Regions from separate parts of the Homo sapiens genome. Here region 2 is linked to region 1. The links are chromatin loops, found by intact Hi-C in ENCODE. Cell type or tissue: heart left ventricle. All regions are shown on one strand. Region 1 overlaps CAPZB (capping actin protein of muscle Z-line subunit beta). Region 2 overlaps CAPZB (capping actin protein of muscle Z-line subunit beta).

Region 1 (8,000 bases):
GACAGCAGCTCCCACAGCTCCCCACAAGCCCTGTGATCAAAAAGGTGAGCGATGACACTCTACAGCCACCGCGCGCCAGGTGCTTTCACCAAACTGTAGGTGTGTTCTGAGCACATTTAGGGTCAGCCAGCCTAAGCCACGACGCTTGGCAGGTTAGGGGGATTAAAAGCATTTTCTACTTCCAGTGGATTTTTCGTCACGTAACCCCTTCGAGGGTGCAGCAGCATCTGTACCTGCTCATATGAGGCACATGACTCAAGGCGGGGGTTGTGGTTGGTTACCTAGGGTTTAATACAACTGAGGCTGGCCGAGAGGGCCAACATTAGGAAGCCATTTTTGACCAACAAATGATTTATTCTACTTAGAAATGAGTCTTCCACATGCCATTAACAACAAAGAGCTTTTTCAGGAAACGGTAAGTCCCCTCCATCTCTTTCTTTTCTCAGACAGGTGCCCTGACCATCCAGAGATAAATAATAAACAAAAGCAGGCCTCCTGGGCTCGCTTTCAGCCATTCATACTCCAAACCCCAAAGCTTTGCCCTCTGGAATCTCACAGCCTGGAAGGGGCCACAACGGTTTCCTAAAGAAAGGGTCAGGAAGGGGCAGAACAAAGAAGACAAATGGAAAGGAGAAATGAAAATCACTACATTTGGGTCAACCACAGGCACACACAAGGCTCCTGTTGTCCACATGTAACCTTAAGCTTCCCTGAAGGGGATGAACCAGGCCCTCGGAGCCTAATTAAATGAACCATTTCCTGGCCAGGCACACAACCCATCACCTGTGTGCAGAGAAGCCAGGGTCTCTCTAAGCTCCCGGCTGCTTTTAATTAAGGACTCGTCCCTGAGAGATGAAGCACAACATACAAAACCACCTTCGAGTCACCAGAATGGAAGTCATCTTGGACTTAGTGCTGAGAACTGCCTGCAGCCGGCCAGCCAGCCGGCAGGAGAAGCTGCCGCCTACAGCCAGGCGATGGCCTCAGGCTAAGGAGCACAGGGAGGCTCCCCTGACTCAGGCTTGCCCCACACCCAGCATCCTGCATGTCTATCCAGACCACCTTTCTTCCCCGTGTTCCACCTAAGTCATCCTTCAGGGTCTGATTCGGCCACGCCTGCCTCTTCCACTGCAACCTCCCAAAGCCGCGACGGCAGAGGCCGTTGCCCCGCCTCTACTCCTGCACCCTGTGCAGGATGCGGTCTTGAGCCTCACAGGTTTGTGACATGCATGTGTCTCCCCAGGGCAGTGATGAGCTGTCTGGACGGCCTCATGCCCGGCTTGATGCTGGCAGGACTTCTGAAGCGTTGGTGGGATGGTGTGGGATGGTGGAAAACTAGGGCCACTTGGGTCAGGTTCTGATCTTTTGAAGCCCAAGCCTGCCTTGGTGGGAAGCAAGTTCTCAGCACTCTTCAGCACCTCCCTTAAAGGAGGGACTATTCTTCGGTGAGTGGGAGACAGACCGAAACTTGACGTGGATGGCATTTCATCTTCCTGACTGCCAGCCCTGAGTTGGATGAAGGTGTGCACCCACTGGGCGTGGGCTGCCGCCTGCTGTGGAGCTGCCGCTGCCCCTCGTACCCTACACAGGCTCCTCCTAAAGCCAGACCCGCAGCCTTCCCAGCATGAAGGCAAGCACGGGGTAGCTGCTGTTCTCTTCCCGGACGGTCCTCAGTCCTCGGTCCAGCTTTCTCAGTCCACATTTTTATTAAGGATTATTGGCCAGACGCAGTGGCTCATGCCTGTAATCCCAGCACTTTGGGAGGCCGAGGCAGGAGGATCACTTGAGGCCAGGAGTTCGAGACCAGCCTGACCAACACGGTGAAACCCCACCTCTAATAAAAATACAAAAAAAAAAAAAAAAAGAAATTAGGCACTGTGGCGAGCACCTGTAATCCCAGCTACTCAGGAGACTAAGGGAGGAGAATCGCTTGAACCTGGGAGGCGGAGGGTGCAGTGAGCCGAGATGGCGCCACTACACTCCAGCCTGGGTGACAGAGAGGACTCTGTCTCAAAAAATTAAAAAAAAAAAGATTATCGTATTGGCTTGTATTCTTCTGTCACCTGAAATCTTTTTGGGAAAAGACCAGGTAAAAATACACAAACATAACTCATATATAAGTTGATTTTTCTCCAAAGACACTGTAATTTCACAGAGGATCTCTGTCCTCTCGTTTAAGTGAAAAGATACATAGTGAAACCAAATTTTTGTTCTCGTCAACATTTTAATGAAACATTATTCAAGGGCCTGCTGTAGGTCATAATTCCCAAGAACCTATGGACAACATTAAGTGAGGACTTACTGAACTATCAAAGTTATGATTGGAATAACAGCAAAGATGTTTAGGTCTTACCATTTAAAAGGCATGTAACACACATCCTCATTTTATCATCACAGCAACCCTGCAGAAGGCAGGGGTGTTATTATCCCACATTACTGTTTACAGGTGAAAAAAAGAGGCACAGGTAGGTTAAGCAACTTGGCTATGGTCACACAGCAGGTAATTCAATGAAAGCCATGCGATCCCACCCTAAGGCCGTGCGGACTCTAGAATGACACCTGGTGAGTAACCTAGCAGGCAAAATAATTCAGCTGAAAGAGTCACCAGCTGGATGGTGGCAGAGAGAAGTACTTGGCAAGATTGGTTTTTCACACAAGGTCAACGCGAACGGAACCTCTCATACCAGCCACCTACTAGGGTACAGCATCAAGACCTAATTTCAGGGAGGGAAATGGGAAATGCATCCATTTCATCATCACTGGATACTAAGGGTTAGGCCTGGCCTCAGGCTTTATAAACCACATGTGTGCCAAATGTCCACGTCTAAACCTAGAGTTTAGGGTGAAAACTATGAATGGGCTACCATGGAAGTTACAAAATAAGAATGCAGGGGGAAGCCTGAGGGCGCGCGCCACCCGAATGCGGGAGGAGCCAGATGGGGCAGCATAGGAAGGGCTGTTCTTTACCACTGATCTGGGGGGCTCATGATCGCCCAGAGGGACAGACCAACAGCATCGGGGTCTGTGGGTTGATATTCATCTGCACGTCGACACTGGTGGGGATGCCAGGGAAATCTCACATGTTCTGTTTAGCAGAAACGAGACACCTGAGGCAGAAAGTGACAATAAGGAGTCACACGGCCAGGCAACCATGGGCAATGGCAACGCAGGGGATACTTTAGAATCTGAAAGCCTGTGAAACACCCTCAAGTCCGAGAGGATCTGCTCCATGATGAGGAACTCCGTGACCTCCAGGGCCCACACACGGAGGTGAGCCACAGTCATCCTGCCACACCTGCTCAGTCTCCCGATGAGCCAGGCGAGGTGCTGAGCCCTGTACTCCTCGCCCCAGGGGTCCTGATAGCCCCTTGGGAGGCGAATGACCTTTGAAGCCACAGCAGAGGCTGACCAGCTCAGAGCACGGAGCCACTGAGTCAGAGGGCGGAGGTCTGGCTTCCTCCAACAGATTCTCCAAAAATCCTCACGATCACAAGCTTCTAAACCTCCATGACCTACCATGATTCCAGTAATACTTCTGTTTCCCTTCAAGTGGGAGTGTTTGTGCCATGTTTACGTGTCTGAGTGGGGGAGCGGGTGCTAAGGCAGACTCAACAAGTCGGGTTGCTTCGCTGTTCTCAGCACAAAAGTCACCCAGGCTGTCTGGCCACAATGTTTCACACTGGATTCCTTCCACTGGAGGGATGTCTCATCAGGTTTTGCTGTAATTTCACTGAGTCACCCATAGAAACGACCAAGCAGGGGAGACTGGAGGGGACATCTCCAGGGGGCCACATCTGAGCTGAGTTACAGAAAGTGAGGCAGGGCTGGCAGTTAGGGCAGGTCGCAAAGCAGCCCAAGGACTAAGGTGCAGACAGAGAGCATCTCTGTCTGTCAAAGGCAGACAGCGTGGGATGCCGAATGCTGATAGCTGCACAACTCTTTTTTTTTTTTTTTGTCACCCAGGCTGCAGTGCAATGGAGCGATCTCGAGTACCGCAACCTCCGCCTCCCAGGTTCAAGCAAGTCTCCTGCCTCAGCCTCCCGAGTAGCTGGGACTACAGGTGCTTGCCACCATGCTTGGCTAATTTTTTTATTTTTTAGTAGAGACAGGGTTTCACCATGTTGGTCAGGCTGGTCTTGAACTCCTGGACTCAAGTGATCCGCCTGTCTTGCCCTCCCGAAGTGCTGGGATTACAGGCATGAGCCACCATGCCCAGCTAGCTGCACAACTCTTGCGTGTGCTAAAAACCATTGGACCGTACACTTTAAAAGTGTAAATGTTATGTTATGTGAATTATATCTCCAGAAAGCTGTTGTTAAGAAGGTGAATCAAGAGAGGATATTTTAGGCAGAGAGAACCACATGGATCCAAGACATCACAGGTAGACATCCAGGAAACCAACAGTTTCAGAATACGAGTACGTCATGTGACCCAGAGTTAGGTTGGTAAAAAGTGACCCTGGGTGTCAGGAACCATGGGCAGTGTTGTCTTTCTCCTCACTCTCAGTCGTAGCTGTTTGACTCTTCACTCTTACTACCCAGAGCTTTTCCTACATCAAAATAAACCAAGGTACTGCAGGGACTTGCCACTGGCCTGGAAGTCAGAGCTGGTTCTGCCATGAAACGGTGCTACATGGGGCATGGGCCACAGCTCCCTGGTCTCTGCAATGGATGGTTCTCTGAGAGAGGAGCACTTTGAGGGCTGTGAGTACAGAGGGAGGAGCTCAGGGTGTCAAGAGTGGGAGAGGAAGTCTGGGCCTACCACCTTCTACCTGGTTTATTCAAGTTCTAAGATTTTGCTTAAAAAAAGGGCTGTACCAATTTTCCAAATGTTTGAAAACCACTAGATGAGATAATCGGTAAGGTTCATTTTAGTGTTGACATCCTACGAAGTTTCATAGTTCAAGACTTGAGAGTTACTCAAAAGTTTGTGTCATCCCTCCTAAAACAAACCTTTACTAAGCAAGGTACTCTGAGGCTCAAACCAACTGTGGACTGCCCAGCTCTTCGGTTCACAGCCTTAGGACACAGATGCAAGCAGCTGAGTGAGTTATTCACAAGAAGGGGAAGAAGGAAAAGGCTTGGAACCCATAATCTTCTCCCCTGAATGCCATGTTCAAATTTAAACTCTTAGGGAATTTCTATATTTGTATACAGAATCCAAATTCCCTTCTCTTTTCTCTTCCAGGAGAGATTCCGAGCCCACCCCTTGCCTGCCTCCGAGACCTCAACACCATCCTGCTTACTAAAGGGAGCCCAGTTTTTCCCGCTACCCATGGCACAGGTCTTCGTCAATTTCAGTGTGCCCTTCATGAATCTGGCATGTGGTCACTGGCAGTTAAAGGGGGTGATGATGGAGAGGAGAAACCCCAGGCTCCAACTACAAAACCCTGCGGGACACGCAGGCTCCTCTGGGCTTCCCGGCCCACATTCCTGGCCTATTTCAAACATCAGGGAAGCAGACTGAGCGTGCCATGCCCTCCTCAAGTATTTTTAACCTGTTTCCAAAACCAGACATGTTCTAAGGGGGGCGACCCAGGAATTCCTCATCCAGGGCCAGTGCCTGCCAACCGCGAGATGTTGGCTTTCTAACAGCTCTGAGGAGGGAGTTGTTGTCTGCCTTTTCTGGCACGTGGGGAAGTGGGATCTCTCTCCAATTCACTTTTACGTCTCACATTTCTCATCAACCAGAGGGCAGGATCTAACTTAAAGTGAGAGTCTTCAGACCATCCTCAATGGAAGCTCTCCAAACACTGTTCTCCGGCTTCCAACAACAACAGGAGTCCATAAGGTTCCCCAAATGAAGGACCTGGATAGATCTTGTAGGAAAAAAAATCCTATGAGGACAAGGCCAAGGAACGGGCCTATATGCACTTCACTTGAATTATGCCTCCTGGCTCTAGGTGACAAGAGCCATCTTTTTCACCACTGGAGAGCTCAGCCTCCTACCACCTTGCCCCGATCCTGACCTGGTTCAGATTCCTCGCTAACATACTTCTCTCACCTTGTAGCACTGTTGCACATTGAACAGGAGGGAAAAGCTCTTTTGTTCATTTTCCTTAGAATGGAACCAAAATGATACTCCAGTAGCTCCATCTAAAAGCTCAAGTGGCAGCTAACAGCACGGACACCAGGGGCATCCCTTGCCAGCTTCCAATGCCATGGTGAGAGACACTCATCATGGTTTAAAAAAAGACCAGAGAGCATTTTCACAAGCAATTCCTAAGAGACTTAAATTTCCTACACATAGGCAGAATAAAAACCAAAAAGGAAAAAAAAAAAACTTCCCCCAAACAAAAGTGAGGGCTTTCAAGGAGACTTGCTGAGTGGGCAAACATTTTGGAAAGATGGAATTTTAAACACAAACACAAAAGGGCAAAGATTTGCAGCAGAAGAGCTATGCACACAGCCGGGAGGACTTTAATTAGGGAAAGCTTTGCAAAGCCCAGGGAGCATCAGCATCGGCAAATCTCCCCTTGGTCTCCGGAATGGAAAGAATGTGGAAACCAATGGGTGATCAAGGAGTTCGAATTTTGCCTGACACTCTTGCTGGGAATGAAGCATGCAGTCCTGTCTTTTGCCACCTTTTCAGCAGCCTCAGGTGAGCCTTTTAAAAAGGTGAAAAACGAAGGACCACCTAGCCTGGGAGAAGCCAGGGTGGATCCTCTCCTTCCTAGGGTGCTTCCTGCAGATGGCACACAGCCAAAGCTCTTCTGGTGTTTTAAGGCAGAAACAGAATTCAGGGGAGGACTAAACAACCCCTTTAGAGCTACGTGCTGTGTTTTTTGTTTGCATTTTTCCAAGTCCAGGCATTTTTCCAGGTATTTCCAATGAGACTGAAATGGCCTACACATAGGCTGACGACCTATAATAACATAAGAAAGTGATGTTGGCCCCCTGCTCCACCCAGAGGGGACATCTGCTTATTTGGCTTCCAGGTGGTGGGAGCAGTGGTTTTCCCCAAACAGCTAATACCCTTCAATTCTTTGCTTTCTGTATCATGAAGTTCACTGGAGTTTGGAGCACAGACTCTTTAAACCAGTAATTTAACTCTACTTTTGAGGATACCCTATGCCCCCAGCAGTTATGAGAAGGGTTGCCAAATCTTAACTCATAAGGGTGACAGGATCAGGAACAAAGGCCTGGACTCTCCACCCTTCTCCTCTGCCAAAATCTACGAGTTCAGGAAAATGGCAAGCCAGGAGTTTACTTTAGGTTCCCTCAAGAGCAGCAGCTGTTCCCACCAGGGCTGCGAAGGAATCAACAGGAACTGAGAGAACACCTGAATGGTCTGATTCAGAAAGTCCCAGCTCCCTGTGAGGTCAATAAAGAACTTTGTCTCAACAGAGGCAACAAGGCCACTGCCTCCTAGGAAAGGACTGATGTGGGCTTTTCTAGAGGCAGGCAGGCTCTTGGATCAACAGGCTTACAAGGGCACATTTCTCAGTTACGATCTTAAAATTGCAGGGAACCTGCTGATCTCTGTCCCTTACCCATCTAGAAAGTCTGAGTGGGAGCTAACAGCTGATCCTCAGCAAAACCAGAGTGTGCGCCCATCACCTGCTTTCTGGTAAGGGACCCATGTGGCCTGAATCAAAACTCAAAGCTCACTAGACACCAATTCACACGCTCTATCTAATCAGGCAGAAACCCAGCTGCTCCTGCTCAGTCCCTGCCCAGCTAGTACCTTCCCACCACCCACCAGCTGTATCTCAGGCTCTGCCCACTCTAAGCTTTCCCTGGGATTTGCCTGCCAAGGGTGGGCCACGGTGTCCTCTGTGGTGCTCTGCAGTGCCCATGTTCCTCACATCAGAAGCCTTGCATTCTGGCTGGGAGCGGTGGCTCACCTCTGTAATCCCAGCACTTTGGAAGGCCGAGGCGGGTAGATCACCTGAGGTCAGGAGTTCGAGACCAGCATGGCCAACATGGTGAAACTCCATCTCTACTAAAAATACAAAAAATTAGCTGGGGGTGGTGGCAGGCACCTGTAATCCCAGCTAC
Region 2 (8,000 bases), 46 kb after region 1:
TATCTGGGACTCGGCTTTGTTGCCCAGCCCAGCACAGGGAAAGAGGAGTTTTAAAGTGTTTCAGAGGAAGAAAGAGAAAACCTTGTTGGCCTCAGGGGAGTGAGGTATAGCACACTCATTCAGCTTCATTTACTGAGTACCTACCTAGTATACACAGCAGGGCATGTTCACCCCTTTTTTTGCATAACAACATACACCCAGGGTGGCTCCAGTATACTCAGAACTACGGAACTGAAGAAGCATCACATCACATCTTTCCCAAGTGATGCTGGGTGGGGTCCCCAGTGTAGAAGGCAGACAGAGAAAAAAAAAAAAAACAGCAGCACCAAGCGGCTCAAAAGCTCAGGAGAGGCCGGGCACAGTGGCTCATGCCTATAATCCCAGCACTTTGGGAGGCCGAGGCGGGCAGATCACCTAAGGTCAGGAGTTCGAGACCAGCCTGGCAAACATGGCAAAACCCCATCTCTACCAAAAGTACAAAAATTAGCTGGGCGTGGTGGTGGATGCCTTGTAATCCCAGCTACTTGGGAGGCTGAAGCAGGAGAATTGCTTGAACCGGGGAGGCGGAGGTTGCAGTGCGCTGAGATTGTGCCACTGCACTCCAGCCTGGGCGACAGAGCAAGACTCTGTCTCCAAAAAAAAAAAAAAAAAAAGCACAGGAGAGGTATCCACAGCCCTTAAAAAGCATCAGTGATAGCTCCAAATGCTGAAAGATGAAGGGCTCTGTCATCTTTAAACCCTGTTTGTGATTTCCAGTTTCAATGAGCCTGTTACATTATTACTGTAATCCTAAAAAAAAGGCTCACAAATTTTTTAACTGACAATTTTCAAAAAACAAAAGTCAGTGCTTAGTCCTGTTGTTTACATCGGGTACACTATTAGAATCTGGCTTTCAGAATGGAGAGACCCAGACTGCTCATGACAATTACACCAGAGGATCTGATTCAAACTGATTCGAGCTGGGGAGTGGGGGGGCGTGGAGTGAGCAGGAGCAGCTGAAACAACGCTGGGCACGGAGGATAACTGCTGAAGTTGAGTGACAGATAATTGGGGGCTCATTATATCACGTGCTTGAAATTCTCTGTAACAAAAAGTTCTCTGAATTTAAATCAGGCAACACTAACTTAAAGTTCCCTTACGGTAAGGCCTGGTTGCCACCTACTCCTAGGCTCTTGCAAGCTTTAAGGCCAGTATGAGTCGAATGTTTACTGGACATTAGGCAGTTTTCTCACACTCACACTCGCACTCGGTCCAGGAAAGCCCTCCCGGGGCAGGGGGCCAAACGAAACCCTAAATGCAGCTTTGTAGCAGCCCAGCTGCTCTGAAGGACTGAAAAACACAGGGTCCTCAAAAATCACCAAAAAACCCTTTGGCTTGGACAGCTTTTCCTTCCCTGGCTTCCTGTAAAGATGCCGCAGGCTCCCTAGAATCTCCAACTCCGGTTTGTTTTTAGGAAAGTTCCGTTGCTCCTGCCTTCAGCTTGGCTGCCTACTCCACGTTACACAAATACACCTCCTCTGTGCGGCGCAAACAACCTCTACGCCAGTGGTGCTGAAGGAGGCCTTCGCTACTTGCATCCATCCTATCAGCGTCCAGAGGAGTGAACACGTAGATGTCTATCACTGACTTCATACCCTTCCCCCAACAAAAAAACCTTAAAATCATAATTACATCCTTCTCTACAATGACCTTTCTTACTTTTATAACAGGATTTTAAAAATCCATTCCTGGCCAGGAGTGGTAGTTCACGCCTGTAATCACAGCACTTTGTGAGGCCAAGCTGGGAGGATGGCTTGAGCCCAGGACTTCCGAGACCAGCCTGGGCAACATACTGAGATCCCATCTCTACAAAAAAAAAAAATACAAAAAAATTAGCCAGGCATGGTAGCGCGTGCCTGTAGTCCCAGCTACTCGGGAGGCTGAGGCAGAAGGATCACCTGAGCCTGGGAGGTCAAAGCTTCAGTGAGCTATGATCACACCACTGTACTCTAGCCTGGGCAACAGAGAAAGACCCTATCTCAAAAAAATAAAAATAAAAGATAAAAATCCATTCCTTTTTTTAAAATAAGACACTGTATAATATTAATATAGCCACGGCAGCACCACTGGACTTACGGCCTGGCTTTAGGGAGACCTCAGACTGTTGACGTCAGTTTCTGGTCCACAGCTGCCTTGGAAACCTCCCTGAGCCAAAATTAAAACAACAGCTTTCTCTCAGGGTATGCTTAAGTTATTGTTGTTGTTGTTGTTGTTTTAAAAAGAAAAAAAGACAACAGGTTTGATGTGACACTCAGTGTCTCCGGTGTGCCAGGCACTGTGTCAGGTACTTTACAAACAAGGAAAGCAAGGCACAGAGAGGCCAGGTCACCTGGGCAAGGCCGCCTGGCAGATGCTGTGTGTGGCCGCAGAGTGAGGCATGTCCCAGACTCAGCCTTCCTCACCAAGAGGGACTCAAAGCCTTCTGGGGCACTCTGTGATGAAAGCTATGGGCTCTCTCCCCAGGGAGTGCACACACACAAAAGTCTGAATGAAATATCTGGTGGGTTCATAGTGCCCCTCTGTTCCCCAAACGTCCCCTCTGGTTAAAAAAACTCTATTCAGGTGAAACCCTGTCTCTACTAAAAATACAAAAATTAGCCGGGCGTGGCGGAGCACGCCTGTAATCCCAGCTACTCAGGGGGCTGAGGCAGGAGAATTGCTTGAACCTGGGAGGCAGAGGTTGCAGGGAGCAGAGATAATGCCACTGCACTCCAGCCGGGGCAACAGAGCCAGACTCCGTCTCAAGGAAAAAAAAAAATTCTATTCAGATTTTCATCAATGAAGAGCTTCAGCAGGAGTGTCTCCCATAGAAAGAGGCAGGTGTGTCTCTGGCCTCAATCCCTCTCTCTCCTGAGGTGTACATGGCCCCAGGGCTTGCCCCTCCATCAGTCTGCAACACCCCCCAGCCCTGAGGTCTCAGACACCCAGCTGCCACCTCCCCACCCTGTGACAACTTGGGCTTGTATCTTATTAAAACACTCTAGGGTCCAACCCTCTTAAAACAATGAAAACATTTTCTCACTCATATAAACAAACAAACCTTTACTGAAAACTAATGACGAACACAAAGGGACTATTTACAGAAAACAGCGTGCCTAGCCCCATCTAGATTATAAACATAACTGCACACTGGCTCTAAGGACCCTGCCATCTTCCCAGGCCCTGGCCTGGCTGTTCTGCCACTCCCCACCTCATGCCTGAAACTGACACAAAGGAACCAATCCTCCAGCCAAAGTAAGCAATTACAACGTGTAGCTGAAATTCAGAGAGGTGATCTAAAAAGCAATTTTGTAAGATAGCTCCAAATTGGGAAGAAAACAAATTTTTGTATTTTATTTTTATTTTTGAGATGGAATCTCACTCTGTTGCCCAGGCTGGAGTGAAGTGGCGCAATCCTGGCTCACTGCAACCTCCACCTCCCAGGTTCAAGCGATTCTCTTGCCTCAGCCTCCCAAGCAGCTGGGACTACAGGCGCCTGCCACTACACCCAGCTAATTTTTGTATTTTTAGTAGAGACGGGATCTCACCACGTTGGCCAGGCTGGTATTGAACTCCTAATCTCCAGTGATCTGCCCGCCTCGGCCTCCCAAAGTGCTGGGTTTATAGGTGTAAGCCACCACGCCTGGCCTTTTTAAAATTTTTTTGACCCACGAGATCTTTGACACAAAGATATCCATTTCAGCATTATTTATGATAGCAAAAAGTGAAAACAGCCTTCATGTCCAACATGAGTAAATTAAGGTACAACTGTAAGATGAAGCACTGTACGATCACTAACAGGAAGTTTGCAAAGGTGTTTTAAGCAAGTGGGAATAAGACTTATGTGACCCAATAGGAAAAAGCAGGATGCAAATTTCAGAGCCATATTTTAAAAATGTGCTCAGAAGACTCGAACAAAAACCCACCAAAAAAGCAAAAGTTGTTTCATCCATGAGGGGGAATTTTGAGTGACTTTTTTTTTTTTAATTCTCTTTATACATTTTGGCATTTTCCAAGAGTAAAACATGCACTTTCCCCGCTTTGCCCTTTCCTTCTGATTATAAATGGAACATAGGCTCTCTGTAGGAAATTCAAAGCATTACAGAAAGTGAAACATCCCCCTGTGATCTCACCACCTAGAGACTCCCCAAAGGTAACTGCCAATAATAACTTGGTTCCCATTCTTCCAGATGTTTTCCAACAGGGATTACTTTTAGAATCAAATAATTTCTCTAAAAAATAATCCGCATGATTCCATACATATGAAATGGCCAGACAGAAAGTGAATGGTGAGCTGGGGCAGGAGTGGGCATGAAGAATAACTGCAAATGGATGCAGGAGGTGTTCTGGGGGTGATGGAAATGTTCCAAAATTGGATTGTGGTTATGGATGCACAACTCTGTAAATTTCCTAAAAATGTACAAAACCGCACTGTACACTTAAAGCTGGGGAATCTTATATGTAAATCAGATCTCAATAAAGCAGCTGAAAAAAGAACAAAACAACCACTAGAGGCAGGGAGTGCTGGGCTGTGCAGGAGGGCAGTCCATGGCTTTATGCTCTGCCCTCAAGAGCACATGGTAAGACCCTGTAGCAGGAACAGAGGAAGCTGGAGGCCTCTCGGCATCACCTGGACAAACAGCCCTCGGCAGAGAGGCTCAACAGATAACCTGAGAGCGGCAGGGTCAGCGAGGTCAGTTCCAGTCTACACGGGAGGCAGGAAGAGCGCCAGCCCTGAAAATGCATTCCTGAGGCTCAGGCTGCACTGCCAGGCTCGCTTTAAAGCCAGGCCAAAGGAAAACAGCACTGGCCGGGGTGTCCAAATACTTTACCAAGTTCAGGATGCACTGCGTGCAGGAAAACTGAGACCATTTTTCTCTGTTTCAACAGAAACTTGAAAACCACCCCTGACAACATGTTAGTCCCTGGAAGTACTCAATTACGGTGAAAAGCCATCGGCAAAAGTTAAAGTGAGTAATATGACAGTGAGCCATGTAAGAAGTAAAGGTGAGTGGAAGATTATGAACTACATAAAAGGCACAATGATCTGAGTCTAGAAAGGCAATCTGGAAGCCTGAAAAGGTACAAATGGGTGCAATTCTCTTAGAAAGTAATGGGCAAGTAAATGTCAAAAGCGTTTAAAATATTCATAACCTCCTAGGAATCTACCCTAATGAAACCACTCAAGCTGATGAACAAAGATGCCCACTGCTCTACCCACTGCTCCACGGCAAAAAAAACTGGAAATAATCTCCCCCAACAACAGGGAAGTGATCATCTACTGTGTAACCCTTACAATTGCACAGTGTTAAAAACGTGGGAAAATGTTTTATGTTTAATTAGCGAAACTGAATATAAAAATTTACTATCAAGTGAGTAAAAAAATGCCCAAATCCTGGAAATGATATATAAAAACGTTAACAGTGTTTTTCTTTAGGTGGAAAGATTGATTTTTTCCCCTCCTTTCATATGTATTTAGTGAACTCCAAGTTTTTTCCATCACATGATTTCAGTCTCTAAAAATCCGTGATCCATCACGCCAACTGGATTTTGTCAATTTTACCCTCTATGGTTTGTACTGTGCAAAACTAGGCTTCACTTTATTTTCCAAACAAAAAATACTATTACTGAGTATGTTTTCTCAAATTACCACCCCACTGCCCAAAAAATGACACCTGCCACACTCAAGATTATGGTGGCCCCCAGGAGGTGTGCCCATCCCAGCCCTCACTGGGTGCAAGCTCTCTCTTTCTTCTATCATCCTTCTGCAGAGAAGGATTTTGTAATTGTTGTTGCTTTGTTTTAAAGTGGGAAAGAAAAATATTGACGAACTTAAAACTCGACATAGACAGAGACATTGGGCAGCACCAGACCTAATCTTTTTTTTTTTTTTTTTTTTTTTTGAGATGGAGTCTCACTCTATTCAAGCAATTCTCCTGTCTCAGCCTCCTGAGCAGCTGGGATTACAGGCACGCTCCACCACATCCAGCTAATTTTTTTTTTTTTTTTTTTTGGATTTTTAGTAGAGATGGGGTTTCACCATGTTGGCCAGGCTGGTCTCAAACTCCTGACCTCGGGTGATCTGCCCACCTCGGCCTCCTAAAGTGCTGGGATTATAGGCGAGAGCCACTGCACCTGGCCCAGACCTAATCTTTGAGGGAACTCAGCATCATCATAGAAGGCTGAAACCACAAGATCTATTTTTTGTGCCTTCCTAAGAGTGTTGTGTGCATGCAGCAATCCAGCGAAATGGTGAGTTGCACAGATACACCTGGGGGATGCCAGCCTAAGATCAGGGCCAGGGTGGCACAGCAGCACCCTGGGAGCTGGTGGAGGAGGGCACGGCTCACTGACGCCATCCGACCCAGCCCCAGCAGCTCGCAGGCCACACTGCTCCTCTCCGCCTCGGTGGCCTTGCCAGAATGCTGGGCCTCTCTGATGCACTGGTACTATCTAAGCAATCGGCAACTAACAGTAGTGAAAGCGTAGTTCATTTTAGGTTTAAGAATTAGAACAGGCTCAATGTTGCTCTCTAATCACACCCTCACTCCCCTGCACTCTAATAAGCTTCCGTCAGTGTGAAGAAAAGAGGGCGGAGGGAGGGCTTACTCGAGGGAACTGTGAAACACACTCCCCCAGGAGTGGGTGGAGCTCAGGACACCTCTCAGGCCTGGCACAGGTGGGCTTTTCTTTCGGAGGAAAATTAAGTAGTAGCCAGTCAACCTATCAGCCAACTGCGCATCAAGGGGCCACAGTCTATAGGATGGGAAGCCAAAATATCTCCAAGCAAGAAGGGTGGTGCGCCGCTGCGCACATCCCAAATACCCGCTTCTCTCCAGGCACTGCCCACCCATGAGGGACTTTCCCTTTTCCAAGTGGCAGAGCTCCACTCCTGGCTGTCAACCACTGTGAATGGGACATCTCCTCTCCTCCTCCCTTCCACCCTTTCGGGAGAGCATTTGATTAATATTTTTCTACTTTTGTTGCCCCAAGTTGAGGAGTGTTTAGAGATGGAAAATAATACATTACTTCCCTCTCTGACAACCGCCTTAATCCACAAAGCCCAGAGGTAAAAACTCACAAGCTGTTTCTTCTCTGAACCGCAGAAACAAACCTGGTTGCAGTTGGGGCACTGTGGACCAGAGAAAGATGCAGTGTTTCATCATTACCTACCCATGATAAATGCTGTAGGGGTTTTTTCTTATTCAACTGCAGATGATTCACATTAGAAGCTGCCTGGTGACCAGACTAACTTTCCTCCCTACTTGGGCAAAAAGTTGTCACCTAGCCAACACATTTCCTGGGGGTAGACTGTGCCTTGTGGATTCCATCAGCTTTGCTATTTACTTCTCCCTTCACCCTGGCAGTTAACATTTCAACCCTGATGGCCACGGCCACCTGTTGCTCCTCCTCCCCCCTCAGATCTAAAGTGCGTGTCACCTTTCTAGGTTCTGGGTCACATCTTCTGGGCTGGCCAAGGCCTGGGCGAGAGAACCCTGTATCCTGGAACTGCCTGGGCATTGGAGGAGGTGATGGGTTAATAACAATCGTTTTGCAGGCAGGGGAGGCGAGGGGGCAAGAGGAAGTGGAAACATGACGTGACTAGGGACGCTGCCCCAGGCTGCTCGCTGCCCGCTCCTGACTTCTCCCATCTGGTTTCCATCTGACCCAAGCAGCTGGCCAGATGGTTTTCATTTGCAGATGAAACCCCAGCAGTTCCATTGCCACAAAAACTCCTGACCGTAGAGTCTCTGTAAGGCTGATAACGCACAAAGTGCACTGCGGTGTCTCTGAGCAGGCCTGAAAGGTCATGCTTCCCAAAGCCGGAACCAGGACAACAGGAACAAAGTGGGGTCTTGACACTTGAAAATTCCGATGACAGCCAGAAGAGGAAATGCACTGGCCTGGCGAGATGCGAGTCACGGTCAGGCATGGAGCTGAGGAACGGGGAAGATTTTGCCAGTGAATCAGACCTTGTCTCT

Evidence for each region. A loop is a pair of places that touch in the nucleus more often than their neighbours do. Peaks named below come from ENCODE experiments on the same cell type or tissue, not always from the same donor. Only the 100,000 strongest peaks of a DNase experiment are listed, where the experiment ranks them.
Region 2: it touches region 1 in a loop (2.0-fold over the local background); 27 of 110 quality-filtered maps call a loop at or near these places.

Annotation. Positions count from the first base shown.
Region 1 is chr1:19,394,940-19,402,939 of GRCh38, forward strand. The region is part of intron 2 of CAPZB (capping actin protein of muscle Z-line subunit beta); the gene reads right to left. Among named protein-coding and RNA genes, the nearest start is that of CAPZB, 87 kb to the right of the region's middle. RefSeq lists enhancers at 6,242-6,921, 7,600-8,000. In heart left ventricle, a CTCF peak has its summit at 3,680; no DNase peak of the experiment used is centred here; H3K27ac peaks cover 1,272 bases.
Region 2 is chr1:19,441,376-19,449,375 of GRCh38, forward strand. The region is part of intron 1 of CAPZB (capping actin protein of muscle Z-line subunit beta); the gene reads right to left. It overlaps LOC124903869 (a long non-coding RNA gene), which reads left to right. Exons shown (of 3, transcript XR_007065525.1): 3 at 4,909-5,161. Among named protein-coding and RNA genes, the nearest start is that of CAPZB, 40 kb to the right of the region's middle. RefSeq lists enhancers at 5,868-6,535, 7,290-7,379. In heart left ventricle, a CTCF peak has its summit at 4,516; DNase peaks (open chromatin) are centred at 4,713 and 7,636; H3K27ac peaks cover 6,257 bases.